Regions from separate parts of the Homo sapiens genome. Here all the other regions are linked to region 1. Evidence: chromatin loops called from intact Hi-C (ENCODE). Cell type or tissue: heart left ventricle. All regions are shown on one strand. Links, peaks and the distances in the headings refer to the core of each region. The heading gives the core; the rest is flanking DNA.

Region 1 (10,933 bases), core at 1,426-9,425:
AACCCTGAGATAGATTAGCTATCATTCTGCCTGACTTGTTTGATTAAATGTGAATCATTCTTGTGATGTAACCATAAAAATGGGATAAGACGTGTGTCTGTTTTAGAAGGAAAATACTGGAAGCCACACATTTGGAACTTTAAATCCCAATTCTTACAGCAGCACAACTCAGGAACATGGCCTGGCTTCCAGGAATGATTCCACACTCCAATCCATGCCTGGCATAATGTTGGTAGCACAGAAATAATAAACAGCTGGCAAATAAAGGAACCGCCAACCTCATGGTGCTGCTGCGGAAAGAATTAATTAGTGCAAAGCATCATGGAGATGGAATCTATTCTGATGAAGACCATGTTGTGTGGTCATTAAGACCGTGGCCTCTAGTGTCACCTGCCTGGTGCCAATTTCCTGGTCAGTAAAACATGGGGGGAAATAGTACCACCTCTCTAAAGAGGTAGTGTGAGGATTAAATGAGGTAACTGATGGAGAGGCTTCCAACGCTACCTGTGTGCCACATTGCAGCACTCAACCAATGCTATTAAAATATCATTATTCTTTAATATCACATTTAATTTCATTAAATTCACTAAATATCATTATTAAAATCAAACAGCACGGTAAGAAGAACAAGCAATACGTGACATTATTCCTTATCCTAAGACTGTAAATGTGAACTAAAGTTCCCCAGATCCAAGATGTGACCCAGACCCAGTCCATTCATCAGTAAGTATTCAGTGAGTTTCTAGGATTCAACACGCCTAGCCCTCCTGCTTAGCCAGTCTCCTCGGATGTAAGAAGACAGGAAGTCTTTTTAATATAGGCAAACTGAGTCTGCATAGTAAAACACTAGCAGTGAACTTACTGATATAGATCTACTGACTTGAAAGCTGGAGACGCAACCTATGGCAGCCTTTTTTATTTTTATTTTTTGAGATGGAGTCTTGCTCTGTCGCCCAGGCTGGAGTGCAGTGGCCCGATCTCGGCTCACTGCAACTTCCGCCTCCCAGTTTCAAGCAATTCCCCTGCCTCAGCCTCCCGAGTAGCTGGGACTACAGCTGCGCGCCACCATGCCCAGCTAATTTTTTGTATTTTAGTAGAGAGGGGGTTTCACCATGTTGGCCAGGATAGTCTCGATCTCCTGACCTCATGATCAGCCCACCTCGGCCTCCCAAAGTGCTGGGATTACAGGCGTGAGCCACTGCACCCAGCCAATGACTTTTAACCACACTCTAGAGCACTCTCTCCAAACCTGTAACTCCAGGGCCTGAAGCCATATGCAATCCAAGCAGAGCAGAACAGAAGCAGAAGGGCAAGAGTCACTGCCCTAAGGTCAGGCCCCAGCTCCACACTCTAATCTTCAGGGCTCCTTGTCCTTGTCTGCTTAGCTTCTGAATCTGTCTCCTCCATACCTTGCCAGCCCACGACCTGCCAAGACCACTGCTTTCTCTGGGCCACAGAAGACCATGCCTTTCCTTGACCCGTTACCCTACTATACCTCCTGATACCAGGACTTTGATTTGATTACAGTTATCTCCTTGGTCCCTTATTTGCCTGACTGGTCATAATGCCCCACAATTTTTAAGAGACACCATACTGGCCATTTTTTATATAAATCATGTGTCATTTTCACAGTAAGCCTATTAAATGGATACTACTATCCTTATTTTACAGACAAGGAAGCACTTATTGTACCTAAGTAATTTGACCCAGATGGAATCGGACAAACAGGAATCTGAAAACTTGCTCAGGCACCAATTAGTATGACTTTAATATACGTAACTTGGAAAAATACAAATTAGGTATGACCTGGTAGCAACAGTTAAGAGTAAAAGAATGACTAAATCTGGCCCTAGTTTTTGAAGATGGGAATTTTCAGATACACTAAATGACTGATTTCTACATTACAAGAACAGATTTCTGTCTACCATAAATGCCCTAGAAGAGTCACAGAATTCAGCTAAAAGATGACGATGATGATGATGTCGATGACGACACAATAGCACAAAGTCAAATAATTTGCCTAAAATCAAACAGCATCCAAGTGGCTGGGCCAGGATTTAAACCCAGATTAATAAATTGTCCTCTTTTAAGATCCAAGAGTAAATGCACAACTCATATGGGGAAAACAAGTTTTTCAAGCTAAAATAGAACAGAAAAAAAAATTCCTAGCATCTTGTTATTGGTTCCCAGCATACCTCTTTCTTTGCAGCCCATGACACAATAGATGTTTTTGTTGAGCTCGGAGGGGCTATTGCTATGTTGTAACTCTGTGTGCTTTCTGGGATCATGTTCTTCCTTCTCTGAAATCTAAAGATGGTCATGTAAGAAAACTACCAGGCTGGCCAACACAGCGAAATCCCATCTCTACCAAAAATACAAAAATTAGCTGGCGTGGGGGCGCGCACCTGTGGTCCCAGTTACTCCGGGGCTGAGGCAGGAGAATCACTTGAACCCGGGAGGCGGAGGGTGCAGTGAGCCGAGATCGCACCACTACACTCCAGCCTGGGTGACAGAGCGAGACTCTGTCTCAACAAAAACAAACAAACAAAAACACTTCAAGGGTAAGCTAACCCTGCTTCAGTTTAACAACTGGCTAAACCAGGCCCAACATCTCTGGGAACACGGAGTCCACCTCAAGCAGGAGGCAAAGTGAGCGAGGCTATTCAACCTCCTTACTACAGGGCTGCCTTTTCCCCACCCTGTGGAGAAGGAGGGCACAGCCCGCTCTCACACAGACCCACTTCAACAAAAGGAAAATGGAGATGGGGCTGTGATGAGACCTGCCCTGGTTTTCAGCAGGGACAGGACTTTAAACAGTGGCATTTATACGGTTCTGAAGTCTTCAAGGCAGGGAAAACATTAAATGCTTTTTAAAAATCCTGCACCACAGAAACAAGACTTAAAGGCAAGTTGTGGGCAATCAATACTTCTCTACTCCTGCTGCTAAGCAAAGTTGCAGAGGATAGGCCAGTCTGTGGTACTGAGTCTAGAAAGAAAGGAACAGATCTTTCTGAGACTGTTCTCTGACACTGCAGAGGGAGTGGGTGGCAATATTGAGTCTAAACGGAGCGCATCTCCATGCCACCACCACCGCTCCTTACACTTCCCCAGGAAAACAAACTGCCTCACAGATGCATCGATTTCTGAGTTGAAATATAAAACGAGAAGAGTAATTTTTAAATGACTAAGGCAGTTATGGCAGTTGGAGAAGCAGCTGAGGGATGGTGCTAGCAACCTGGGTAGGATGCCATTTCAACTGCTGGGAACTTGTTCTCTTTGGAAGTGGATATACCAGCATGGATGCTAACATGAGAAGGGGGGCTCGGGCAGGTCACAAGGGATCACAGATCTCATTTCAATATGGCATAATAATAATAATAGCAGTCGTAGTAGTAGTTACGGGGAACATTTGTTAAATGCTTACCATATGCCAAGCAATATGCTAAGCACTTTACCTGAATTATCTCATTTAATTCTCATAATCACCCTATAAGGTAGGTGCATACTTTTACAGTTGACATTTTACAAATAAAGCAACAAGGGCTAACAGGGTGAAACTGGCTCTTTACTGAATCCTTCCAGGGCTTCCATGTATTATGAAAGCAAAAGTACAGCACCACTGGGATGCCAAAGTGACTAAGCAGGGATAGCACAGATGTCCTAAGAGTGAAAATGTACGAGATCCCAGCACTGACATTTAATAGTTATATGACCTTGGGCATGCCACATAACCTCTCTTTGGCTCACTTTCCTTCTCTGTAAAATCAAGGTGATAACAGTACTGTTTCATAAGGTTGCTGTAAGGATTAAATGAGAGAATATATGTAAAACAGACTCTGGTGCATTAGTAAAAGAAGTACATAGGTATCCGTTGCTATTATTTTATTATTATCTCTAGGGGACATATTTTTACCTAAAAAGAAACTTAATCTGTCTCAAATGCTACTTCCTATAAGGCATCTTTGCTGTCTACTTAACAGAGGCAATTGCTCCCTCTTTTATAATTCTTTAATATTCTGTTCACATAATGTGAGAGGTCTTGGCACAATGTATGGTAGGTAACTTACCTATTTACATACATGTCTCTTCCACTGACTGAACGATTTAATGGACAGAAGCGTTTCTCATCACAGTTGCACGCCCATTGCCTAGTACTGAGCCGCCACACTGCCATTAATTAATAGCAGTGGCAGCAAAAATAACAGTAAGTTAATACTTGTGTGACCAGAATTTTACAACATATCACATTTAATCTTCACAATAATCCTATGATGTAGAAAGTGTTTTTACATCTCACTTTTACAGAGGTTCTGAGTGGCTGAACCACCTGCGGCAGTTCATACAACTAGTCAATGGCAGAGCCAAGACTCAAGCACAGGCAGACGGATGGCTCACAGCTCTGTCTTCTCCCAACCAGTGTGCTCCACCGACTCTCAATGGAGCACTGAAAACATTCGTTTAACAATGTATTTTATAATACAATTCTTATGAGTATAGGTAATAAAATGTAGGATTGAGTAAAATTTAAGGTAAATGAAATATTTTGGAGTATTCTAACTTGCCCAACATTTTATTCCCAATGTGATTAGGAAAAGTGCAAAAGGTAGAAAAGAAGGTAGTAAACGTAGTTTGCATCCTTGTGGGACTGACATCATAGTGCAAAAGATAAATAAATAAAATGAGTAATCAAATAAATTAACAAGAGCATTTCAGACTGTTATTAGTATTATGGAAAATATAAACAGGAAGGACAATTTTAGACAGAACACTCTTTTACAGGGCTATTATTCGAACTGAAAGAACTGAAAGGTAAGAATAAGCCAGCCACAAAAGGAGCTGGGAAAAATGCATTCTAAGCAGACAAGTAGCAAATGGGATGGCAGGTTCTGAAAACTGAAAGGAAACCAGTATGGCTGGAGCATCTAAGGAGTCACGGTTAAAAAAAAAAAAAAAAAAAAAGTGGGGTTAGAAAGGTAGATACAGAAGCCAGACAGATCATGCAGTGTCTTTGCAGGCCAATGCAACAAGTTTGGATTTTATTCTAGATGCATAAGAAAACATTGGAGGTTCTTACGCAGAAGAGTGATATAAACTAACTAACTTCTTTGAAATACCACTCTGGCTATGGTGTGAAGGAACAAGAATGGAAAAAGAGGGAATACTCAGGATTACCCAAGTAGTCTGGGTAAGGATGATGGTGGCTTCAACTGGAGATATTCCCCTTTTTTTCCTTTTGATTGACAAATTTCCACATAAAAACTAGAAATGCATTTTATACTTATTCCAGTTGTTTATTCAAATTCAATTTCTTTAGGGCTCAGAAGACTACTACCTATCTTCTTTAACGTCTTCATTATACATATGTGGAAACAGGTATAGTGGGCTTACATAACTTGCTAATGTCACAAGAGTAATTAACAGGAAGATTTGACTCACTTAACACATGTCAGGGTGCAAAGATAAAGCATGTAAGTTTAAAAAGTTTTCTGTTACCCCCCAAAAGCCTGCCAAATTTTCATATTTGGAATTTGCAGCTATCCTTAGACATTAAAACCTTTTAAAAGTGTTTAAATCTCACATTAGTTCTCATATTAACGTTAAGCAGTCCAGCATTCTGCTCAGACACAGAGATGGAACTTTCAGGGTTAAAAGAATGTAAGTCAAGTCAGAGAACTGTGTGTTATGTCTGGGAAAAGTTCATAGAAGTAACTTTAAACTCCTCTGTTTTCTTTCAGTTCCTTCCTTCGTGTTCATGTGCAAATTATACCTTACTCTCCAGGTTGCATTTTACCATTTTCCTCTCGTTTCTCTAAGAAAGCTCCCCAAAGTGACAATGCTTTTTTAAAAGGGGCCAGTATGAAGTTCCTCTGAGTTCCTGCTCTCTTGGAGCACGGCTCCTATCACACAATAATGTGTTATTTTGTTGAATTTTGGCATCCTTCTAGCTTGTTTGGTCAGAAGCCAAAAAATTAGAGTGTGTCGGTCCACCAGTTTCTCAGCAGAGAAGCTCTCTTCTCACCCAGCGAGTGTGCTGTACCCTTGGCCTCTGGCCAAGAAGGGAAATCCATTTTACATAAAGAATGCACAAAGCTCAAGTGCTCAGAGACTTTTTACCTACTAAAATAACTTTATGGACAAATGCCAGTCTGCTAGACACATTCAGCAAGAACATTTGGCATGCAAAACAAGGTAAAGTACTCTGTGGAGGTAGCAAGTTTTTTAGAAACAAGGAAATGGCTGTGCGTGCCCTCGTGGCATGTCACGTGGCTTGGCACTGCCGGCTGATTGGCTGCGGCCGAGTAAATACAGCCGCCATGTAAGGAGCGGAACGTCGCCCTTCACTGGCTCCTTAAAATGGCGGCCTGAACCCACACCAGGAGAAGCAAGCCGAGTCCCATTCTCAGTTTCCCCTCTGAAGTTTTTTGTTTTTTGTTTTGTTTTGTTTTTTTGGGTTTTTTTTTTTTTTTTTGGTTTTTTTTCCCCCCCCCATAAACCTTACGGATCTGAGTAGAAACAGATTTCTCACAACTTGCTTCTCCGGCTCAATTTCACAGTTCGGCATACACTCAGGCACTGTCAAAAGCTTGACAATGTTCCAGGGAAAATATTAACCGTAAACTTTCCAAGAGGAATTAAAGGAGCAGGCAGAAATGTCAGGACGTCCTCTCTTTTGAAAGCACATCCCAAGTTTGCGCACGTGTACGTTTTGGAGAGAAGCACATGCAGCAAGCTCAAATGACATCCAGTATGGTCCCACTTTACCATGTCACGGTGGAAAGGGAAGGGGAAAAAAAGGACATATCCTCTTTGGCTAAAAGGCACGGAGGTCTCTCCCTCTCCCTCTCAGGCCTGACCAGTTGAACACTGCACACTCTGATGTATAAATATTTGCCTCTGGCTAAAGTTCAAGCAGCCCTGTGTGGCTGCCAGACACAACAGAAAACCAACATCCAAGGGAAAGTGTTTACTGCAGTGGGGGCCAAAGGAGCAAGTGCCAGCAAAAGATCACATCTGATTGGCCAGGCATGTCTGTGGTGTTACCATAAAGCACCTGGCCACTGGCCACTGGTCGCTGGGGTGTTCCCACCCTTTTAGTGATGGTTATGTTCTTTAATGCACAGCCTTGCCACAGTTAACGCAAGACGAAAAGACATCCTGATGGTTTATCGGTGTTCCTCCAGAGCAAGGGGCTTGAATGAGCCAAACCACCCTGCCACCACTACTGCAAAACAAGCATTTGCTCCTTGAAACTACCTAGATAAGACCTGTGACCTTTCTGCATGGCTCCCACCTTCTGACGTGCACGCCTCCTACAAACCTCCCAATTCCCATCCCTAGGTATTCTATAATTCTGTAGTCCATAATTCTATAATTTAAGCATCTCTGAAATTCCTGCAGTAAAAGAAATTAAAAGAAACCTCTGATAGGTGGCTGCAACAAAATATTTTAAAGTAATGGATCCTCCCAAGTCTCCCTCCAAGAACCAAAATATACACTGTGCCATTTTACCAGTACTATAGTACTGAAACAGGTAGAAATAAGAGAAGCTGCCCATCAAAAGATTACGATCTCTAATTAGGATAAAGGAAGTAAATGAAAACAGGTCTTGAAAAAAATCTTTTTGGAAAACTTGCAAGTATAGTTAATGCTAAGCATGTAGCTGTCAGGGCAAAGCCTTTTCATGGTTTTCAATATTCGGGGAAAAGGTTGACTACAATCATAAGTAATAATATTTTTAAATCACTGTCATTCATATAACATTTCTATCTTCATAAACAATAATTAAACTTTTCCCTAATGCTGCAAATGAAATGTCTCTTTTTGGCTGAACCAAAAAGCTATACAGAAAACTGGACAAAAACTTCGGGGAATATGAAGAGAAGAACTTATTTTAAGTAATTTTTTTGATATTATGGAACAATAACTTAGGTAAAGCAAGCCAAACTGTTATGATTTCATCTGTTTCAAATAAAATACACATTTGTTTAACGGAAACATTTGCTGTTTGTTGAAAATAAAGATTTTACGTCCCTACACAAATTACAGTTCTAACTTTGAAAATTCTTCAAGGTCCTGAATCTTGATTAATCTTAGGCTTAAGGATATTTCTAAAGTTGAATTTGTTGCAAAGCTAAAATCATGCATCAATTTCATTTTCAATTGTTTCTGAAACTTTTAACAACTTCATTGGTTTTGTCTAATCTAACTCTTAACCAAACATGCCACTAAGTTTGATCTGTGTTCGACCTTAGAAGCCTAGGACTTATAGTATCAAGTCCAGCTTCCAAGAGATCCCAGTGAATCATGTGCAAGGGGATCACAGAGGAATGTTCTGTTCCCAGCTGTGAACAAGACAGAATTAACTCTAAGATGCTTCCTCCTGCTGCCCTGGTGGACAGAAAGGTCAAGATGGTTAGCTCATGTAGTCACAGTATGAACCGTCAAAACAACATGTATGTTAAAAATAGACTGCAGGCAACCAAAATACAAATACAGAAAGAATTTAAAGTAAAAATAGTTTTTATATATTTAAATTTCAGCTTCAAGTATTTTCAAAGACTGTAACCTAAAACCAAGGAGAAAAAGGACAAAGCAATAATTTTCCCAAGTGCATTCACTTAACAAACTTTGAGTCTTAAATTTTAAAAAGCAACCATTCTGACCCATATATGACACTTTTCTTAGGAAATTCCTTGGATTCACAAGTAATTCATTGGGAATTAAAGCACAAGAGGCACATTTACCACTTTTATTTGTTTATATTTTGATAACTGCATTTTTCTCAGCCCAATTTCTATGGAAATAAAAATACTATTTACTATCACAGGAATTTCTTTATGTATCAGTAGGGAATAGAGTTGAAATATTATGAGGTGGTTTTTTTAATGCAATGAAATTATCAAGACATTCCACAGTGCTATGATACATCAGTTCTATCACAGCCATGTAGAAAACCAGGGGTAACTGCTGTTTTATATGTAAGTAGATACTTAACACTTATCACCAAGCAGCATGTTTAATAAAGTCTGTTGCATTTGTATGATAAAATGTTAAAACAATAATAAAACTAAAGTGGAGATGAAAGTAATTCCATCTTACAGACTTTCACAATGAACAAAAATGTACCTTCTAAATAAAAATTATGTTACAAATGTAAATATTCTTTTTAAAGCTGCTGAATGCATCCCTTTACTAGGAAAGGCTTAGCCATGTTATTTGCAATTCCCTCATTGCACAACAATGTACATTACTGTCTGTAAGCTCTAATTTGGCATGGCGCATCATTAATGACCTGAATGGTGGCTGTTTCACACATACATATTTAATTACAACAGCTGAACAAATTACATATTTATGCTTTATAAAGGGGATTGCCAGTCTAATTCATTTGCTATGCATGCAGGTACAGGACTCCATCTGCAACAGCATCTGCACAACAAGAGCTAACAATTATCCATTGTACAGCAAGTAAGCATATCTGGGGAAACCTGTAAGGGAGGCAGTCATATTAACTATTTCACTGCCTCAAGCACTGTATTTTTTTCCAGGGGTCAAAATCTTTTAAAACCTTGAGTAGTAACTCAATAATAAAAATTTTAGCTCTTATATGCCAGCCCCGTCATTGAGAAGAGTCAACCGACCCTCTAATCCATGCTAACTTCCAATGGGTTTAAGATGAGATGGAGAAATAAAGATTCTAAATCCTGTACTATAGTGAGGTTGTACTTTGTGTGACTTCTTATCATGAGCAGACATTTTCTTATAAGGGAATACGTTGAATTTTCAGCCCCAGAATTCAAGCACTGGTCCTTAATGGCCCAATAACACGGTTTGCCAAGATGTTAGCGGGTCTTACCATCCACCTAGATAGAAGCTGAATCTTTGTTACCATGACCCCATCAGACCATCTACTTGGGTGTTTATAAAGGATGGGCCTAAATAACTTTTTTAAAAGAAAGCACACTTGGAGCCTTTTTGAGAGTCCCAAGACTTCTGTCTGCTGAGCCATTCTTATCATCAATATATTCCAGCTAAGCCACAACTAAAAGCTACTCTTCTCTCTTGGTAATAAAGTCGTATTCACCAGTGCTGCAACCCCATCTTAAATGGCTGTAGGACTTTTGTATGTTTAATTTAATATATCCAATGAGTAATATAAATATTCTGGACCATCACTTCTACTTCAAAACCCAAAGAGGAAGAATTAAGAGTCAGCCAATCAATAGTGAGGTTTCCCATTATCATTTAAGGCTTTTGCTGGGCAATAAAGAGGCTCCATAGTGATGGCCCCTAAAAGCTCCTTACGGCGTCTTTGCCTCTTTAGGCCACAAAATCAAAGTATGAGTCAGAGGTGTGGGGTTTTTAATGTTCCCTCTTGAGTGACGGAGTTCAAGCCAGGGGCTAACTGGGGTGGGTGGGGTGAAGGAATGGCAGTGCTGGCCATGATGCTGGATGGGAGGGGACACAATCAGGGGCATCCACCTGCCTCTTTCAGTGTGACTCGTCCTGAGGAGTCAAGAGGTGCTGCAGAGAGGATGCTCTCTTAGCTATTCAGGCCATTCTCAGCTGTGTGAGGGCCAAATTCACATAATGCATAAAGAGTCCTGATTGACTCGATATCAGCCGCCTGTGGAAGAGTCAGCCTTTGGTCAGAAGATAAACAGAGTGAAAGAAATGAAAACCACTGTGGCTTCTTCTAAAGGCTGATGGACCTTTAGTCTAGTGCTTGATATATGGGGTTGTAAATCCAATCAAAATCAACTTTCACCCCCCAAAACATCTCTGCACTCGATAGGGGGCTATTGGAAATACAGTCTCACCTGGTGCAAAGCAGGGTTAGCAACTCTCAGTAGGCCAGAAACCAGATGAGAGAAAGGGGCCTACATAGGGTTTGAATCCCTTACCCTTGACTTTCAAAGCGTCAGGATATTTG
Region 2 (10,933 bases), core at 1,601-9,600, 250 kb before region 1:
CCTGGAAGCGAATCTGGCACCGGGAGGAGTAACGCTTCTCTCCTGTACTCCCTTGGAGTTACCTACTCAGTGCCTGGCATCCCTCGTCAGGGCTTCATTCCGTGCCTGCTTCTGACTCAAAGCAAGCAGCCAGGAAGGGGTGCGAGGGGATAGTCCAGATTTGACAGTATTGACCCCAGGGCTGAGGAGCATTAGCGAATTCCATAATGAGTTTCATCCGGCAGTTCTTGGCTTACAAAGGTCACTGCAATGCAAGACCCAAGGGATGAGCCAAGCAAACCGCCTTCCTGGAAGACGGTGGGGGTGGGGGAAAGGGAACAATGACGTTAACAGGGGGGTGGTGTGAAGGGAGTTTGGTACATCTTCAGACTTCAAGACAGGAAAAAAATGTTTGGGAAGAGGCCAAATAAGAGATACAGCATGGCCCTAGCTAAATGGTAATGATGTAACAAAGAGCAATATTCAGCACTATCTAGATATCAGAGAGAACAACTGGATACTAAAATCATTATAAGATGTGAAATTATACCTCTCACTACTTCATTATCACTATATTTCATAATATTTGTCTAGAAAGGCACACAAAGTCTATCAGGTTAAATTAATCCTAATGATCAATTTCAGTTTTATTCTAATTAAATAATTTCAATTTAATTAATGCTAGCACAGAAATTAGTCAAAATTACAAATGTAAATGCTGAACTTTAAATCAAAGGTCCTCCCTACAACCTGCCTCATGTAGAAGCACTTTAAAGTGTTTGCCTGTGAAGGTAGATGGGAATTTTGACCTTTGTCTGCACTGTGAAGATCAGAAGATAGGAAAATATGCAAAAAAAAGCTGTCCAGGAGCATAGACGGAAGCACAGGTTACACAGACAGACAGACAGACAGACACACACACACACACACACACACACACACACACACACACACCCCTGCACGGCAGTCTATGAAAGTAAATCCTGCAAAGTGAACTTCTGAATTACATGCATTTGTTCCTTGGAATTGCAATGCGTTTGAGTCAGTCTAATGATATTGGGCTTTTATAAAACACCTTTGTAAAATGGAAACCATGCACCCATTTTCTAAGCCACATATTAAACCATTAGTCCCTTCCTTCACTCATAACAGGTCCCTGCATTTCAGTCCTGCTCTGTCTCTGATTAGCTTTGGGGCCTTGCAAGTTGTTTCAGTTCCCCAGGCTTTGGCCCCTCTTATTTGGAGGTGCTACTTTATTAAAATGATATGAACTTTATTCCAAAATATTCTTAAAGTTGTATCTGAAAAATGATGGGAGTCTGGAGTAGATAATCTTTAAGGAAATTACCAGCTTTAAGGAAATTTCTAAAACTTTTGAAAAATACTGGCATCTTAAAATGGATTTGAAAATGGTACAGGGCACATGTGTCTGAGTCATCATATAAAGACATTTAAATATCCTTTCTTCCCTCTTCATAAAAATCCAAAGTAGACAGTATCCAGAGCTCTAAAAATTTGTGGAAAAAGGAATCTGGCAAAATAGATGTTCTTTTTCCCAAAGAAAAGAAAAGAAAAAAAAAAGCATCGGGAGGAGGATACAAAAATCTGAAAGAGAAAAAAAAACACAATAAAGAGAAATACGTGTTCTTTTTTTGTACTTAAAAAACATGTACTAATGAATTATAGTTAATAACAGGTCTGTAGTGCCACTCACTCTTCATCTTAAAAGAACGTTCTACGTTATCACTGTTATCCATAAAATAGCCACAACTTCTTTCTTCAAAAGGAGGCCTTCATCCATGATCCTGCATCTCAACTTGTTCTCAACTGTATATGAGAATTACTTGGTAGCAATCAATTCACTATTACTGTTTGGGGACATTACAGAACAGCAGAGTAATTTAATAATATAGTTGATTAGTATAATAATCATCATTAAATTTAGTAATGATAGTGGGATTCCCCTTAACTTGGTTAATGATCATGGACAATTCATTTCTTGACTGCCAGTGGTAGAAATGGTTTTTGAAATATTAACTTCTGCCCCATGGGAATGACACTTAGCCCATCACATTTAATTTTTGACCTTCATTGAGCAGCACGATCCTAATCCCTTGATTTTATAATCTTAACTAGGAAACATTAAAATATGGATTGACTCCAGTTGGCAGGAATCTTTATGTTCTTTTCACTAAAAAAGCTATAAATTCAATGGTTGACCTTTTATTTCCAGGTCACAAATGACACCCACTCAGTTTTGTCCGTTCACACAGGATTTATGTTAGGGTCTACAGGTATAAGCCATGAAAGCTGAACTTTAATGAAATGTCTTTCAAAGATGTGCACTTAACCAAAAATTCCTCACAAAAAAATTAGCAGGTGGCCTTTTAAAAACAGCCATTATGTCCTCAGGTTCATTGCTGGCCTCCACTAAGTCTATTTTTCACTTGTAATAAGTTTCTCCTAATACCATTTTTCAGGGGGTACAAATTATGCTTGTGTTTGGGATGACAAGAATACCTTAGTTCCCAATTTAGGCTTCTAACCTGAAAGATTTCTGAGATGCTCTCTTTCCCATAACCACAATTCATCTCTCTCCAGTTGAAAAATGTTCCTTGTCCTTTTCACAAAATCAATCGTATTGATGGGAGGCATTCCGTGTTGTCAATCAGGGAAATGTGATTTGATGGGACCCCAAAGCAGCGAGATAGGGAGAGGAATACCAAACCTGCTCAGGTCCACACCATCGGAGTGAGATCAATGTTTCCCATAATACTCGTCCTGTCATGTGGCACCCTGTCACAATTAATAATGTAGAAGGAGCTGATTAACTTAAGTAAAGTGCTCTCTGCTGTGTAAACACATAAAGATCTATGAGGAAAAAAAAGGCGGGGGAGGGGGCAGGAGAGAACAAAACGTCATTTTTATTTTTCATGTGTACACGTTCTCACTTTCTATTCTTCTCTTGTAACAATTACTGTACCAGCCACTCTGGCAGAGTCAATAAATTGATCTGGGTCTTGATGCAGCAGCAAGGCAGACTAATCTGATACACCATTATCTACACTGGAGAGTGTGGGGGCTTGGGGGTGCACTCAGGTAACACAGGGCAAAGGGAAGGAAGTAAAGGCCAGCCAGCCTTACTCTAGATAGGTAATTGATGTTCAGTGTGGAGCTTCTGGACTAGATGGACGCATATGTAGCAGGTGTGTGTGTGTGTGTGTGTGTGTGTGTGTGTGTGTGTGTGTCTGCATGCATGTTAGGAATGGACAGAAAACGAAGCCTTCACCTTGGCTAAAGGATGCAGCCTAAGTAATACCATATGCACCACTTATTTAAGTCCCTGCGGTATTTCAGTCACTCATACCAATCTGCAATTCAATGAGGATCACCACCCCATTAGAACTAATCATGTCAGCTGTGTATCTGACAAAATAAACATTCAGAAACTGTGCTCCTAGGTTCACAACTTGTTTTTGCACTGGGATTTTTTTTTCCTTCCCTCTCTTATCCAGTATAAAATTTAATCTTTTTTTAATATGAAATTATAAGACACACAGAAGCTCTCCGTATGGATTCCTCAGTGTATTTATCCTTACAACGAGAAACTGGCGACGTTAGTTGAACTTTAACTTGCTCCTTGGGAGTATGCTAAGTATGATCTTAATACATAAATATCATTCCACTGGGTAATGAGAGAATTAATGGCACAACTTAAGGAAAATGGACACGGGAGGATGCGGTGAGAAGAGATTTAGCTCAGGGAGAACATTACCAGATTACCTCCGGGGTGCTCATCATATTACCATTTCTGTTTCTTCTTTGTGGTCACAGGCCCCTTGTCCTAAAGATAAATGAGCAGCACCCTGCCTCCAGTGCTCACAGAGGTTCCCTCCTGAGGGCTGAAAAGGCAGCACCACACACTGGCTGGGCAGGGTGCTGAGGGCTTTTCATCCTAACTAGACTGAGTCTTTACATAACTCTAAGTGGAATGCAGGCATTCATTTATAATTTTATAGATGTGACATCTGAGGGTCAGAAAGGCTAAAAATTATTCCAAGGTCACATACTGAGATCAAACTCAGGTCTGTCTCCCTCCAAAGCTTCTATTTTTTCCACTACATTATGCTGCCCAGAAGAGGAAGGTACCTCATGACCACAGGTCTCAATGCTACTATTGCCTATAAAATCCTGTATCTCAGGAGGATTGAACCAAGCAAGGCAGAGGTTTCTTCACATATAGAGATCCCACTGTGCCCATCACCTGCTTCCCATCTCCCACAGAATAAAGTCCAAGTGCTTTACTACCCTTGGAAAAAGGTATGTATTTATTCACGACTAGACTCTGATCTAATGTTTCTGCCGTCTACTGTAAACTGACAGATACACCAAACAGAATAGGGTTCTTCAGACACACACTGCTGTTCCTTTGCATGCACTGTTCCTCCTGCCTGGTCTGGAATGTTCTCCCCACCAAGTATATCTGTCTCCTTCAAAACCACTCATGTGTCTTCTCCTCTGGCATATCTTCCATGAGCTCCATGCTTCTCCCCAGAGTTAGTTACTGACTCTTCTGTATGGATTATACCTATTTCAATTACTTCATCGATCACATCTTAGTTTATTTACTTTTCTTTCTGTGAGCTATGTACGGCAGGGATTGAATAATGTACATCTTTAGCCTCCCTTCCAGCTTAGTATGGTGCCAGGAACATAGTAGGTGCTCAATAAATTCTGGCTTCTTTCTCCTCTCTAAGATCAATCATGCAGCTGGCGGGTGGGAGAGATGAGCTAGGAATCCAGGTATTTTGACTCCTAGTCCAGGGTTTCTCTGTGTACCAAGATGTAGAAAAACTCCTAGTCCAGGGTTTCTCTGTGTACCAAGACCATAGGTCCCTCCTATGGTCAGTTCCCTTATTAGACCTACTATGTTATTCTTCTATCCCCCTAGTACCACTCCTTCCCCATATATGCACAGACACACTGCCAGGGACCAATGGAAGGAAGACTGCGCTTGAGAGGGGCAGAAGCTGTATGTCATGAGGGCTGGCCTTATGCTTCCCTTCACTAGTCAAGGCAACAGGAGATATGCAGCATAGTCCAGCCCTGGAGGGCAGCAAAGGGTGCTTCCCACATTATTAAGGCAGCACTGTGAGGGTCCGAGGTTGCCCTGTGCTGAGAACAACTGTGCCTGGTGGCATCCCCATTATCTCAACACATTCAGACTCTGAGGAAGGAGGGTGTTGAGGGTGAGAAACACAGGGCCAGAACAGCCTGTCCTAACCCAGTGTCCCTGCTCCAAGACAAGGGATCCGGCTTATCACAAGCTCATGTGACTCATTAGTTAAATGTGTAAAGCGTTTGGAAAGTGAAAAGCCAATTAGAAGTGCTAAGTTATTTCATCTCTGCTGTAAAGGAAGCAATGTGAGACCTTAAGAAAAATTCTCATGCAAATATTTTGGGGGAGGTGTGTGCTGTGGAATGTAACTCAATGAACAGACTCAATAGAAAGGCTATATCCCAAAAAGACAGGGCACAGATCAAAGAATGTGCCTAAGTCCTCAATAAACAAACAGGAAGGTAAGCAGGTGGGTGTGAGAAAAGTGGCAGGAAGAATCACTGAGACCTCACGTGAGATCTTCGATGGATCTCACATTAGACAGCAAGCTCTGGGCTTGAAACTGTGTGTGTCAGTGGAACTTTCAAGGCCTTAGACTCATTAGAAGCCCTGGGAAAGCCTAGGTCCAAAAGGATTCCTAATGCTGAATCCTTTCCTCATGTGAACAGTCATTATTTAGAGTGTAGAAATATTCGGTAAGGCCAATTTCTTGGGCATAGGATTTTCACAAGCAAGGACTTTGTGGACAGCGAGAACACCACCTGTATTGAGTTCTCTCCTCAAAGTTCATGCAGCAGGGCCAGTCAACTCATTTTCCTGTTCTCTGAACTTGTGTTGACTCAAGCTCTGCAAAACCAGGCTCTTTTCCTTTGCAAAGGAAGCATCTGGTTCCAAGTCATAAAAGAGAAACCCAGAACCTATTGCTGCCTGTTTGGTAAGCACTCTGGAGGGCACCCAGGGGGCACTGTTTCACAGAGCTCCCCTGCAACCACAAAGGCACATATCCTCCAACTCAGCCTTTTCAGAGTCCATGTTTAACCAGCACACGGTGACCCAGCCCCATGGGAGCAGGTCTGCACAAAACGCCAGGACTTCTGCCCAAATCCTGGACCTCAAACAGAGGCTGAAAAGAAATGACCTCTGCACAGTCACGCACATAGCATCTACATCTCCTAAACACATAGGGAGTGTGTGGAGGAAAGGCAGAATAATAAGCCAAGCATTCAGAGACAAGAGGGTCAAGTGCAACTACTGGAGTTGAAAAGTGCATGAAACCTATCAGGGAATAGGAAAAAAGAATATGGCAGATCCTATTAACAGTCTATCCACTACCTATTGCGCCTTCTTCCTTGGGACAATTTTGCTTAGAGAGGCAAATGTGACTGGTCCTAGGTGACGGTCATGATTTGAGCCAATCAAGATAATCTTCTGCTGGTTTTCTCAGCATCCTTTGCAGCTAGAGATTAAAATGTGACCCAGATTTAGCCAATGAGACCTACAAAGAAATTTGCTAGCAGGGTGCACAGGAGGAATAGCAGGGCCTTTTCCCTGATATTAGAGGAAAAATAAGGTATGATATGACTATGCTATTTGGAGCTGCAGCAGCCATCTTGCCGTCAGAGGCTCTAAGCATGAGGCTGAAGAGGCAGCATACTGAGGAAGACAGAGCAGAATGTTAGGAACGGCATGGGTTCCTGTTGGCCTCGTGCAGCGCTGAAACAATGCCAACAACCACTCACTCACAGATTTCTTGTTACGGGAGGAAAATAATCCTGACTGGCTTAAACCACACTTAATTGGGGTTTCTTCTATGAGGTAGATACTATTATTGCCTTCATTTCACAGATGAGGAAGCTGAATTTTAAAGGGTAAGATACACAAGATCACTGAGATAAATGGCACAGCCAGGATGTCAGAACAGGTCTGTCCTACTCCTTGAATCATGACTTTTCCTCCTGTTCCCCCAGAGAAACCTGGTGAGTACCCAGTACATTTCCCTTAGTACCCTGGAATGTCACTGATCAGAAGCATTGTTATGGAGACCCACCTAAAAGCTAGAAATGTTGATGGCATTTCTGCACTTGGCACTATGGTTTTCTAAGTTCCATGCATGGCTATCATCAACTTTTGATCTAGTTCCTGTCAGTTCTGTCCACCAACTCACAACTCCTTTTTCCAACCCTTTTCCTGACATCATTTTCTGTCCCCCTTTTCCCACAGTTCCAAGTGCTAATTTAATGGATAGCAGATTTTTGGTCTATTCCCTTCCTCTCCCATACAATGTAAAATTTCCTGTGAAATCTCTTTTTTACCTTCCCCTTCTCTATTGCCACTGTTCTCACTTTAATATTAAAAAAAAGGAAGCAAGAAGAGAAGCAATATTTACTGAGCACCTATTGTGTGCCAGATACTATGGCAGAGACCTTAATTATTACAATAATCATCAATTTGTTTCAACTAAGAAGATCCCCCAAATCTTTGTGGAGCAAAGGTGACAGGAAGAACAGGAACTGAGAGAAAAGGTGACCAGTATCTAGAATTAATGGCTCGAACTTTGTCCAGAAGTGAAGTTTGTGGCCAAGGATGTCTACGACATGCTGCCAAATTAAAACTTGAAAGACAAAGACTCTGTTTATTGAAAAATTTATTTTAAGAGTGTCTCATAGCCTGTCAGTGAGTCAGCCGCCAAGTGTATGTGAAGAGAATGTGTCAAGAACTTACAGGTTGGTGTGGGAGCTGGGGAAGCTGGGACGATTCACTCCTGCCCACAGTAGTATGGAGGGAGGGGAAGCAGATTGCATGAGTAACTCATCTCTGCGAGGTGTTGCTTACTATTCAACACCTGCTACTGGAGCTGAGAACATACGAGAAAAAATGACCAGGCACCACCTCGATTTAGGTACCTCCTTTCCCTTTAGATTCTGAGGGGTGCATTCACTTCCTGCCAGTCCTTACCACTCTCAGAGACATTGTCTCCCCTTGGGAAGGCCCTTCTCAGGCACAATTTAGCGTAAGAGAAGCAATGGTACACTTAGACTGCTGCCTGTACAAGGGAAGAATAGCTGTGCCCAATTTAAACAGGCTTTTGGGCACCTGTAAGGTTGATGCTCAGTGGAACAACCTACAGGGTTAGGATTTTGCAGTGGGTAGTAGGAGGCTTCCTAATTTGCTAGACGGTTGCTTTTGGTAAGTAGGTTCTGACCATAGAGCAGCAGGTGCTGAATGGCTTATACACAAGTCCTTCCTTCATAGGACACGTGGAATCAGAAGTGGGTTTGTGTCCTGACTCTACTGACCTCTGGATATGTGGTTCTGGGAAAGTCACTTCCCCTCTTTAAACCTCAGTTTTTTTTAACCTATACAGTGGGGATAACAATAATAACAATAGCTCTGCCTACTTCAAAGTGTAACTCTTATAATCAAATGAGAAAATACTTTGTAATCCAGAAAATAAGAGTTTAGTTATTAACCAAACAATGAAAGCTATCATTTGTTAGGTATTCATTAGGTGTTAAACACTTTTTTTACACTAACAGAATTTAAGACCCAAAACCATAAGGGTGTGTGTGTGTGTGTGAGTATATATACACACACATATTTATTTCTCACTATTTTCACTATTTTACAGTTAAAAAACTAGGCTAGATAAATTGAATTACTGTGAAAAAAAAAAGAAACCAACAACAACAAAAATAAAACACACAGAATGCTTCTAAGTGATGGAATAAAGCTTCAACTAAAATCTGAAAATAAAGGAGTTATCTTAGCTGCTCTGCTATCTGGTCTCTGGACAAAGGCTAGCTGTTCCCACAGATGCAGACTAATATCATTAGTAAAGGTCTTCTTCCCAGGCAGGATGAGAGAATGAATTCAGTCTTGGTTTTACAGAGACATGAACTAACAGGAGACCGGGGCAGATCTTCAGAAGAACGAAGTTCAGCACAGTCCCACTGGAGCCAGGGAGCACTGGGACTAACTTCAAGGCTTCTGATTCCTTGATATAAGAGTGTGAGTCAATCTTAGACTCTTTTAAAGAGAAAATGGTCAGTAACCTATCACTACAAACAACTGGGGATGCAGATAAGTATTTGTGAAAAACAGAAGTTCTGGAGACTGGTTCAAATCTCAGCTACTTCAATTACCATGGGACAAATGTACTCTTCTGAAACTTCGGTTTCCTCATCTGTAAAATGGAGATGTAGCACCTTAGAGGGCTCTCGAGTACTGCAGCGAGTGTAGGCACAGAACCTAGCATGCACGGGTGCTGTAGAATATTCATTTGGCCAATAAGACTTTTAACTTGGCTCAAAGTCAGGAGAAAGTGGAATTTTATCTGCCATTCCTCTCTAATCTTGGGAGTTTGCAGCTGTGAGGGCTTGAAACTGAAATGCTCAAATCCACTTCTAATTAGAAGATGAGGTAGGGTTGCAGGGTGGGATATATACATGTGTATATATATCTCTGTATATATATGTATATATATGTGTATATATATGTGTGTACGTGTGTGTGTGTGTATATATATATATATATACACACATATATATTTTTCCCTCTAAGGAAATCTGAGTTTCTTGTCTTTGTAACTCTCCAGCTGCTCCTTGAACTTCTGTGTGGTAACTAACCTTCTACACTCAGGCAGCTCCTGTCAGGGTGGGCAGGAGCCCGGGAATGGCGTCAGCTAACTGAAATGCAATCTCAAGTGAGCTTGGGTGGGCAAGTGAGGATGTACCACCAGGAGGAGGTGTTTCTTGGAAATGAGGGGTGAAGGGGTTTCTGGCTGAGCCTTGTGCAGCAGTAAAGGAGTCTAATTTTATCTGGTCCAGGGAAGACAGAACTGAACATGTCTCTTATTGGGATGGGTTAGAACACGATCTACCATCTGATTGGCAAAAAAAAAAAAAAAAATAGGGAAAAGTGTACAAGAACCATATCATTAGGCCCAAGCTAGACAAGGACAAGGACAGAAAAACTATCCAGCCTCTTCTGCTGCTTCCACTCTTTGGAAAGTTCCTATACCCAACTCTGTTGTCTTAAAGCCTCTTAGACAAATCTTTATAGTACTGCGATTACACTGTTTTGATGTTGGTGTTGTCATTACCATTATTTCTTCACATTTGTTTCCTCTGCTAGACTTTGAACAACTCGAGGAGAGTTTTTATTCCCTGTACTTTGTAGGTGTTGAGGCTCTATTAAGCAATTAAGTAAACACTAAATGACTGAAGAAAGGAACTTATGAAGAGTTCCACAGATGGTCTAAGCTTTGGTTTCTCAGGTAGAGCTTCAGGAATATGACACACGGAATGGCAACAGCTCAAAATGCTCTCCATGATCTCCACCTCTCCCATTCTGGGTGCACCCCCACCAGAGGCAGACAACGGGTGTCATGCCCATAATTTGGCTATGCAGGGACCTCTCCAGATCAGCCAGCTTCCAGCACAGTGAAGTGTGTGGCTTGTGCATACATTTGTAAATTTCATGAGGCAAAGGCAATCACACTGCTTGCAAGTCAGGCAGCTAAATGATTTATTAAGCAAAGGTTATAGCACCTGTGCCTTTTTGTCAACAAATCAGGCCCATGCCATGCCAAGTGATTCTTCTAATAGTCCAAATGGTAATTTGGTTTTAAATAGCATTTTGGGTACCATGATACTGTTGATGCAAAACAGTGATAGATTTGGGTGGTAAGGAGGAAATGCCTGTTTTTAATATTGTTTGCACCCATTTTTCATTTTAAAGAATTAGTCCTCATTGGAGTTCTGTAGATTAAGCATTTTATTTAAACCTTTTGATTAAACTAGAACCTGTATCAAAATGAGTTCTTTGCTCAGTCCC
Region 3 (10,933 bases), core at 1,625-9,624, 60 kb before region 1:
ATCCAAAAGTAAAATTAGTTTCAGCTAGGGCCCAGATGAACTCAACTCCACACTGATTTTTCAACAAAGTTTTTCTATGTGAAACACAATCATGTTATCCTGTAGTAAAGTCCTTGATATTAAACATAATTTCTTACTTCTAAGAAAAAACTCGAGCTATGATTTTAATAAATATTTTTATAGTATCTTTTTCAATGTCATGTTATGAAAGCAAAATTTTCAAGTAGGCTTCAGAAAAGAGATAGAGCCTTTTTACTTTCATTCATTATGCTCTGTAGAACATTTCAATATCCAGTGTACATTTCAACAGGCACTAAATTGGCCCATAATTTTCTTACAATTCAAATTTTTGTCTGGTCATCTTAATTAAAAGTGAAAAATTTGGCCAATCATACAGAAATTATATTCATGACACATACCATGTAGATCATATGGAAGTGGCATGGTACTTGTAAAAATAAACATTCCTCTTTTAGCAAAACAAAGAGCAACATTTACATTGCTCTTGGGGAGCAGAACAAAAAGAGAGGCCAAAAAGTTGCAATGGAGAAAGGTCTTCCAATCTAAAGTGAAAACTAATTTTGTCTGCTTGCATTTAAGTAGACATTATAAAAGTCTTACAGAGACGCCATGCTTACAGAAGGCATTATTGCCTTTGAATATAAATGAAAGCACATTTCTAGCACTTATATTATTACAAATATTGAAAATGGCCTCCAGAAGCTTTTAGCAATGTACGCTTTGTCTTGTTTCCAAAGAAGCAATCCAATTAAAATGATCATTTTCAGCATAGAGGACTAGGACAATGAACCGTACCTTGCACCCAGCATCTCAGAAATACTTTGGGGAAAAATTTATGGAAAATAGATTTGAAACTTCCATATGCTTTCTGTGCACTTTTACTAACCAAGCATAATTTACCAATATTTTCCTAGAAAAGGAACTGCATGTGTTTTTCTGCCTCTTGCAGTAAGTATCCATCCATGATTATTCCAACCCATACCATGTTTGCTTCCTTGAATTCACTATGTCACAGTGTATCTTGTGTACTCAAACTGTCAGCAGGAACATGGTAACGAATATTATTCTTTTTTTCTTTTTTTTGAGATCAAGTCTCACTCTGTTGCCTAGGCTGGAATGCTGTGGCATGATCTTGGCTCACTGGCTCACTGCAACCTCCGCCTCCCGGGTTCAAGCAATTCTTGTGCCTCAGCCTCCTGAGCAACTGGGACTACCGGCGACTGCCACCGCGCCCAGCTAATTTTTGTATTTTTAGTAGAGATGGGGTTTCACCAGAGTTTGAGGCCAGGCTAGTGTCAAACTCCTGACCTCAAGTGATCTACCCGCCTCGGCCTCCGAAAGTGCTGGGATCCACCTGCCTTGGCCTCTGAAAGTGCTTGGATTATAGGCGTGAGCCACCGCATCTGGCCATTATTCATTTTTGATACATTCCTTCCACCTCCCCCATCTAATAGCAAATACCCATGTTAAGCGTAAAGAAGACACTTAAAAAACGTGTTGGCTGAATTATTTTTCTTACAGTAAGATTATTTCATTGTTTGTCCTAACTATAACATCTGGTTAGTAAAGTTTTTGATTTGTAGAAATTATTTCCTTCTGAAAAAAATCAATGTTTACCATGTTGTTGTGGTCTAAATTTTTTCAATTCCATAAACTTAATTCTTGTGGCCATTTTTTCAATCAGTAAGTATGTAAGCACCTTTTATAAATTGTTTTAAAATAGTTTACACTACACTTGATACTGATGAAATTATAAAATAAAAATGTATTGTTTTATGTCTTTCAGGATGTATGTCATAAAAGTTGGATGCCTTCCTTTCAAGACATTTGAATGGATCACCAAATAATTACCTACTTTTCTCTCACAACTCAGATAAATAATTAAAAGGAGATATACACAGATTGGTTGCATACTTAAGAGTGAGAATCAATTAAAACAAAATTGTATGCATGTTCTTCTAATAATATATCCCTACAGGGACCATGAGATGCTACCTTTACATTTGTAAAATTACTGAGGTCAGATCAGAGCCTTAATGCTATTTCTCCATGAGCATTCAGAAGTGGTTGTGCATAGGCGTTATGTGGAATTGGGGCTGGGGAAGATTTAATTGGCAATTTTTTAGTTATTTAGTTTTAGTTATGCCCCAGAAACCAGAAATGGTCACTGAATATTTATTGAGCATGCCTAGAGTGGAAGTTTCTTATTTAAGTTGGTATTTAAGTTGGGACTGCAGTAAGGGGCATCTTTCACAAAGAAACGTTTTGGGATTACCTTTAAATAACATTTAAATCCCCTTCATTAATTGTCTCAGAGCTCTCCGGTGCAACTTAACAATAGGAAGCAGCTGTGCTCCAAACAAAAGAACACACAGCTCTGGGAAGATGCCACCATTTGAGAAATCACACATCATAAGGAAAGGTTGTTACTTCTAATTTAGTTCTGTGGACCAATTCAAGTTTGGGGGTTCCAGAAAGCCTGAAACCCTACCTCTCAGGGCTGTGTTTTAATATTAGGGAACTGTCTAATTTGTGCTTCAGGAAGTTCTGTGCATTTTTACGAAATCCATCTCACCGAAGCCTTTTAGTTAAAAGGCTTGCGTAATTGTGCACACAGATAAAAACTGCACTCATGATATTACATATTTTACTGCATTCTCCCTTGAATCTATCTGCCCATTATTATGGTTAATTATGCAGAGGTTTGGTTCTCTAGCTGGAGGGACAGCTAGTTGAGGGTGAGCTAGTTGAGGACCTTTATTTTTTTCCCTGCACCTAGTTCAGTAGCTGACATAGAAGGGCTTGGTAAATGCTGGCTCAATTAGATTTTTCAGAACTTTCTCAGACTAATGTTTGCTTATCACCGCACACATGTACAAGAACTACTTGAAACTCTTGAAAAGGAAATTTAGTCCTTTAAGGGTTCAGAAATAACAATGAAAGATAACATTCTCACCAAAAAACAAAAAAGCTCAAAACCAGGAAACACTTGATACAGGAGCTCATGAGAATACTTATTCTCTCATTTATTAAACTAAGAAAGTTCTCAGGATCATGTTGGCAGTAGACCATTTCTGGCCCTGAGATGAATGCCCTTTTTCCAAGTTAAAACCATGGCCCAGCTGTGAAATAATGATGGCTGCAAGGAACCCAATGGTGGCAGCAAACTCAACTCAAAGGCCCAATATTTGTAGGCACCAAACAGACAAGCCAGCAAAACAGGAGTGGTGACCAGATGTCAGCAACGGCCCGAGGGCATCCCTCTCACCTCCCCTCACACATAATGCTACTTTCTTCCCCCACCCATTAAGTGTGGCATCAAGAGCAATTACAGCACACCCCCAATGGACCGTGCCAGGTGGGGAGCTGTAACACCTGTCACAAGGCCTGCATGACATTAACGAGGACCCAGAAAGTAGCTTTAATGAGCTGACCCTGCCACAGATAGAACCTAGTGTGGTGTGGTGTATGCTGTGACTGTTCCAAAGATACTGCTCCCTATACGAAGAACCGGACCAAACACATACATTCTGAAAGCCCAGTTCTTCAGAGTGCCACTGCATATCACGAAATGAAACATGAAAGTCTGTGAAGTACACGTTTCACTTGGTGTCAGCTTAATGTTTTGTCCATCTGGAAATCCTTATCAATGGCATTCAGGTGATGAACTTGGGTTGTGTCTTGACACTCTTTTTGTGATAGAGTTGTAACTTTGGGAGTTGTAAGCTCCTTTTAAGAGAAGATGCATTTCTACCCCATCTAGCTCTTCCCAGTGCCCAAAAGCCAAGTACATGGCAGATGGCTGGAAGAATGAATGCAAAAACAGATGATGTATGAAAATTACTTAATGCTTACAAAACTTATCATGAGACAAACGGTCAAAAAAGTAAAATGGTTAAGAGACTGACAGAGCTCATTTTGGTTCACGGTCAACATTTACAGGTAAAGGGAATGAGTTCAGGATTCTTGAGCATCCAAGACACTGGCCTGTAAAAAGTCATACAATGCTTAGTCAACTTAATAAAATCACTAATATGCTAAGATACTAAGGCTACTAATAAAGAACTACAGACGAACCAGTGAGCCAATTTCACATCAGGAGCCCAGCAGGTGATGTCTAGGAGTAAGTACTCGGTACACGTTAACAATGATTATACTTCTGATTGCAATAATTAATAAGAGATATTAGCCTAGTGATTTACAATGTGTCCTCCATAAATCAGTCATCCCACCTTTGAAGGGGATATTATGGACAATAACGCAAAGATAGTTGCTTCCAGATTTTTTTTTTAAGAGTTGGAAGGAATCTGAGACATTGTTTTAGTCTAATCCCTTCATTTTTCAGAAGAGGAAACTGATGCCCCCAAAAGATTAATATACTGCATCTGAAGTCATGCAGGGGTTCTGTTTCTCTTTCTGCCTAAAGAGAACCATAATACCTAGCTTCTATCAACCCACACTGTCATAGTAAATGATTATCAAGAGTTGCATTTTAAGTATACGGCATAAAGGTTAGTACAAATCCAAGATAACGTTACTTTTTCAAAATAACGTTGATGAACATATCTACTGTTAATTCCACTCCTAAAACAACAATCATTACTACAACTATATTTATGTCTTGGCAACTTTCCGAGAGATCCTGGAAATGGTAATACTTGTAAAGGAGTTCCAGTTCCTCTTTTTAAACAGCATTATTATTAGATCTTCACAACAGGATAACTATATTTAAATACTAAGTAGCTTATGATTCATATCTTCGAAATAAAATAGTTCACTTCCATATGCAAAGCTTGTCTTCAAACTGTGGACACATAAAGCAGCCACTAGAAAATAGTGGTTTTTAATTATGTGCCGGATTTAGTTATTTTGATTCTTTGGGGTTCATATAGGGTTTATAGGACTTCCCTCAGTTTATGGGGTTCAGACAAGGCTCATAGTGAATTTCACCTGGAACTTTTCACATGGTTTGAGCATTAACCAGGGATTGAGTGGTTTATAGATCATCCAAAAGAATTTCTGTCTTGGACTCTTGCCGTGAGCTCTAAGTATTTAAATTCCAAATGAATTTATATCACAGAATGACTACAAGTTTTTAGTAACTGTTTCTATTTTCTTATTTTTGCTATTTTAAATGAAAACCATGAAGTAGATACACAGAGAGGAGAATGTGATAATCCAAAGTTTTAAAAAAAACAAAAATAAAAACCTAAATGTCTTGATATCTATATATTTAACAGTTTACAAAGGACTTTCATATATTAACTTAGTGGATACTAACCACTGACCTTTGTAGAATATAATGAGATCAGTATTTATCCTAATATTATCTCACTCTTTACCTACGTAATTATGTTTTCTAACTGAAAGATTTATGAAAAATAATAATCAATTATTAATAGAATTTATTTTGTGAACAAAGTGTTAAAATCATTTTTATAACATTTTTTCCCCTGAAGAACAAAAGCTTCGACCATAATATATGGAAAACATTTTGTTGCCTATAGTTAGGACTTTGAACTTTGAAAATTTACTTTATATTTATGGAAATGTTTTCAGGGGATGTTATAATGAAGTTTTCCTGTGTATACGATGTTTAAAGAGTTAACACAATGAATGAATACTTACAAAACAAAAACCATGCCCCTCAATTTAATTCTGCATACATAATCTACAAGATTTCAGGATGGTGTCATAGCTTTTAGTTAAGAAAAACCCATCTAAATTTTATAGGTTGAAAGTTAGCAAAAACCCAAGTATGTCCTCCTCATACTAATGCATGAAATGCCATTTCTGCTTATATTTTGAAGACTCAAATTCATCCCAGCCATTTTTCTATACATAATACATGTTTGAGTTGGACAAACCTAGCAAGAGGACATTTAGTTCCATTTATTTCAATCTACTGAAAGTATTTAATGAAGAAAAAAATGTTTAAATCTCAAATATATCTCAGGGAACAGACCAGCAATTCATATTGCTCAGTCTACTTAATGGTTGACAATTTAAATCTAGACAGGTAGAAATAAAATTTTAGCATAATTCCCTGAAGTCTATTAGGTGTGTACGTAGAAAACGCATTTATGTGAAGTAAATTATTATGCCATTTAAAAGGAGGAGGATGATACTCTTTTGTTTGAGGAAAAATTCAAGATTTAGGCCTCTAGCCAGAACTCACAAATAATCTAGGGTTTTTAAATAATCAATACCAATTATGAAAACACTGTCACATTATTTGAATCCTACTTAAAAGTAAATAATACTCTTCTGAGAATGTCTGACCCAAACCCAGGTGACCACAAGGTACTAGATTATTTAAGTCCATCATTTGTAACTTATAACCATATAATTTAACTCACATATACATTCAAGGTATACAACAGCTAAACCCCTAGCCCTTCAGTTTCCCTACACACAGCCTCTCTCACCTATCCTGGCAGACCCAGGCCTCTGGCTGTGAAGAAAACCACAATGTGGGGAGGAAAGCCTACAAAAGAATGAAAACAGACAGTGTCTAAGGCCTTGGCAGAAGGACACTAAATAAAATAGAGAGTGGTGACTCATTTTGGCAGTGAATCCACCTCAACCCCTTCAAAGCCTTTGGCAAGAGTCCTCAGAGGAGACCCCAGCCTTTTGCCAAGCCACAAAACACCACAATTATTATCGCAGCAGTCATCAACAAAACAGATTTTGTAAACTGACTTGTTGGCACATAGATTAAAGAAGCTATAAAAAGGAATAACAGCTGTTTGGGTTGCCCTATGCAGAAAGCTACTATATAGAAAGTAAATTTTATATTTCAATACATACTTGGGTAGACACCAGCATACACATACACCCCATGTACTAATTACACGTGTATGCTACGTAGAAAAGGGTAAAATGCTAAATATACCACCACATAAATTTAAAACACAAACAACTCTTTTAAAGTAAAATACTCACTTTGGAAGGACTAATAGAAAAAATTTCCTAAAGAAAAGATTTCTGCAGTTCACTAATTTAAAACACGGACTGTGTCTACAACAGCAAAATGAATAAAGTTTCTCTCAAAATACTAAAAAGTACTATGCTTTTTCATATAAGCAAGAATGGTGATGTGGGAATTTGCAAAAATATGCCTTATTCTACCTACGTAAACACTGCCTGATTGGCATTTTATACTATAAATCTAGAATTTTGTCATGCTTCAGGCAATTTGAAAAAATTCTACTTGCTTACATACTCATAACTTGTTACGAATAAGTAAAAATGACATATTTTAAAATGATTTAATTTTTGCCTCAGCTACAACAACGTTAGTCATCTGAATAAATCATCAATGAATATGTAATAGAAAAAAAACAACAAAATTGACAAGTAATAATCAGTATTACACATTCTTAATCTGAAGATTTAAAATGCACTATGATTTACTGTAATGAGGTGTGGACTCTTGGTTTTCTAATTTAAAAAGAAAGGTTTTATTTGAGTTCCTTGTCACTAACTTACAGTACAATATGTAAGAATTGGCAAGAAAGACTTTTAATTAAACTATTTTACATTTGTAACATGTAACATTACAAATATACTCTGGAAATATGTAAGAAGGGATCTGCTACACACCTTGCATATCACACATTTGCCCTGCTAACCTCTAAATGCCTCCATAGCTTTATGTTGAAATTTCCAGAACTGAAGCATCTTAATGAACATTGATCTTCTACGCTGAAGGATACAGAGTTCAGATTTCAGCTCTGTCAATAACATTTGGTTTTACCTATTGAATGATTGGGCCTTGGTTGACAATTGCTTACTAGGTGAGAAAAGACTAGAAATAAACATACGAGAAGCTTTGATGGCTACTAACATTGTTGCCTAAATGGCAGGAGAAAATCATTAAAAAAAGGACCGAAAAGTCACATTTCTTGACTACCCCTTGTGATAGAGAATATACAAAATGTACACACCACCTAAGGGCTCCATGACTGAACAAATCCTAAAGCTATAGATTTTTCAAAACTCAAGCTATATAAACTATATCGCTCTATAGTATTATCCCTAGCTGATTCCACTACCAATTGAGATAAAAACAAAACGCCAGTACCTTCATGACAACCAGCCTTTTTTAACAGCTACTTAAGCATTAAATAAAATGTTTTATCACCTAAAAACTATCTTTAGGAATGCAGGTCTCAATCAGAATATAAAACCTAGTCCATTGCTGATATTAAACAGAAGATCTATTTAAGGAATTCACTGACTAAACTAACTGCCTGGAGAAGTTAATTTATCTGTCTATTTTTTAAAGGATCACACAGAAAAATTTCAACAACTTGTGGAAACAAATTCACTTCTAGGTCATTCTTCAAACTACCACAAATCCTGCCATTTTCAACTTAGTTTAGTACTGGTTATTTATATAATTAACCATATCACAGAGTACAAACTGCAGAGGGTTCAAATAAAATTCTTTTTTCCAGGCTTTGTTTTTTAAGTTCAAACTATCTTCCCTTATTACCATTTCCTCAGCTTCTTCTATCTACCTTGGAATCCAAGCACATTATGCAGCCAGCACAATGAACCAACATGCCAGCAGAAGTAGTATGCTCCACCTATCCAAGAATTTTAAAAGCATCCAAGCACACACACTGTCTCCTGTGTAGCCTGGAGATCCCTATTGAGCTCATGCCAAGTGTCTGAAAAGTTGGACCCTGCATCCGGTATTTACACTAAGCTAAAATTCTAATCAGCACTAACAGCAGTATGTTTTAATTCACCCTTATGATTTTATTTCAATCTGCTAAGTACCACAACTGCCAGAAAGCAATTGCTATAAACTTAAGTAAACAAATGCAAAACTAAAATAAATCTTAAACCTGTTGTATATAAAGTTTGTGCCACTTCAGGCAAGCAGTACAAAAAGGCACAGCCCGAAGTCTTAGTTAACGCTCTTCGATCTCATTTAGAAAGCTCTTTGAAAGTATTGCCTTGTCTAGGCTTTTCCCCTTTCTAAAGAATTATTTTGTGCATATTAGATAAGGTAAAGAAAATGACCATGTTATTTTACAGTGGTTTTTCACCTCATGTATTCCCCTGAATAGTCTTCTGCCAAGCATGTGAAACAAGTAGTACGTGGTGACTACTTGAATCTCTGGATGACACTACAGCCACTCGTGCCAAGGAGATGGTGCCAAGTCTTGCATCTTCGGGTTTGTGGTTTTTTTCCTTCCTTTTTGGGTGGTAGTTGTGTGGGGGGAGGGGGTTGGCAGTGGGGGAATCTGACCAACAGATTCTGAGAAGTTGGTCACCATTTTGAACCTGTTCAATGTGCTCAGACCTTGGCAGCCATCTTACAGCTTGGCAACCATTTTGAGAATTTGTTTGGCAAGCTCTCAGAATTCACTGACACTGTTTAAATAGAACGCTAGTTAAAAATAGTCCACATTAAACAATACAATGTGATATCAGGTAAAATAACCCCCAATAAATCTTGCCAACAAAACAATTTACAACATCCTCACTGAGGTAATGATATCCCAATTTCCTTAACTTAAATACATTGCACGAAAGCAGCTTAAAAATCTAATTCTTTAACCCTTTAACAGACAAGCTCTTAAGAAACAATGTCAGAGGGGCACCAGTTAGTAGGAAAGTGGAAGGTATAAGGAAAGAAAGATGGCCAAAAACACAGCCACGATTGACATCAACACATTCCCAAGCACTTTCAAATTCAACATATAAAATAGAAGGGAGAGGTGCTGTCATCACATTCCATCAGGTATAATTCTAGAAAACGATCACAATATTTCAGACTGTCCCACTTCATGTTTTATGAGCTCATGGAAACTCTCTTAAGGAGTCATGCAGCACAAAACTCTCCTTAGGTAAAGAAATTATAAACCAAAAACATGTAATCTTATGAACTGGACTAAAAAAAAAAAAACAAACCCCAAAAGACAAAATTTGCAGGTGCTGATTTTTCCAAAATCAAGAGTTACGTATACAGTTTTCTGACAAAGTGGTCATATTCAACTTCACTCTTTTCCCTTACGTTTCAACATTTCTAACTCAATAAAAAATAAGTTCTGTCCTTGAAAATATTTCTCGATGTCTACAAACCTGAAATACAAATGACAATTTTGCACTGGTGTGACTCTGGCATCATTACCAGACCTATATAGTTTTGTAGAAAACTGAATTAACCAAAATGACAGTGGGTGATAATTTTATAACATATGAAAAAAGAAAATTACAATCTAGTAATTTGAAAATATTTTTTGTCCATACTGAAATAAATAACACTTTCATGTATACTTCAGTATCTTCTCTTCAATATTATCAATATTTAATATCATGTCAGTATGGGGGGAATATTTACGATTAAAAAAAAGACCCCATTGTGTACGGTTTGTGGAAAAAAAAGTCTAAATGAGCTAGCCTGTGAACCTACTCTTATAGTTAAATCATAAATACGGTGATAAAGCCTAAAGAATTTTGAATCTTGTGATGTTAAAAGACAAAAATTTACAGTCATTAAATAATGACTGTTATTTTTGTTATTTGAATTTTAATGCTTTTGGGGGCATGATGGATACCTGACTTGTATTCTAGTTTCAATGGTGATATAACTTACAATGGCACTGAAAAAGAAGGCTAAAGCCATCCATTAATAACAATGTTTCCACTACTGCAGTGCTTTTTACACTTGAAAGCTGAATTTTAAAATTTCTATTGAAATTCAACAAAGAAAACATTTTACTTCACTTAATACTATACAGAGTGAAACAATTAGTTAAACCATGATCGAAATTAGAACATCACGTAGAAAGACATTATGCTGAAATGGATCCATCTGAAGTCTTTATACTATTAGATGTCTCTTTATTGAATGACAGTATCTGCAGAGATATGACGTAAACCATGCTAGAAT

The links. Peaks named below come from ENCODE experiments on the same cell type or tissue, not always from the same donor. Only the 100,000 strongest peaks of a DNase experiment are listed, where the experiment ranks them.
Region 2: a loop joins it to region 1, with 2.4 times the contacts of the local background. A loop is called at or near these places in 4 of 110 quality-filtered maps.
Region 3: a loop joins it to region 1, with 1.8 times the contacts of the local background. A loop is called at or near these places in 13 of 110 quality-filtered maps.

The regions. Positions count from the first base shown.
Region 1 is chr1:61,179,662-61,190,594 of GRCh38, reverse strand. The region is part of intron 2 of NFIA (nuclear factor I A); the gene reads right to left. Among named protein-coding and RNA genes, the nearest start is that of NFIA-AS1, 68 kb to the left of the region's middle. In heart left ventricle, for the core only: no CTCF peak of the experiment used is centred there; DNase peaks (open chromatin) are centred at 6,294 and 6,994; H3K4me3 peaks cover 1,863 bases; H3K27ac peaks cover 5,387 bases.
Region 2 is chr1:61,431,293-61,442,225 of GRCh38, reverse strand. All of the region lies in intron 10 of NFIA (nuclear factor I A), which reads right to left. Among named protein-coding and RNA genes, the nearest start is that of NFIA-AS1, 180 kb to the right of the region's middle. RefSeq lists an enhancer at 5,134-5,635. In heart left ventricle, for the core only: a CTCF peak has its summit at 6,068; no DNase peak of the experiment used is centred there; H3K27ac peaks cover 2,767 bases.
Region 3 is chr1:61,239,984-61,250,916 of GRCh38, reverse strand. The region is part of intron 2 of NFIA (nuclear factor I A); the gene reads right to left. It overlaps NFIA-AS1 (NFIA antisense RNA 1), which reads left to right. Exons shown (of 4, transcript NR_104180.1): 3 at 936-969; 4 at 1,808-1,972. Among named protein-coding and RNA genes, the nearest start is that of NFIA-AS1, 8.1 kb to the left of the region's middle. RefSeq lists an enhancer at 199-700 and a silencer at 3,325-3,533. In heart left ventricle, for the core only: no CTCF peak of the experiment used is centred there; no DNase peak of the experiment used is centred there; H3K4me3 peaks cover 988 bases; H3K27ac peaks cover 2,587 bases.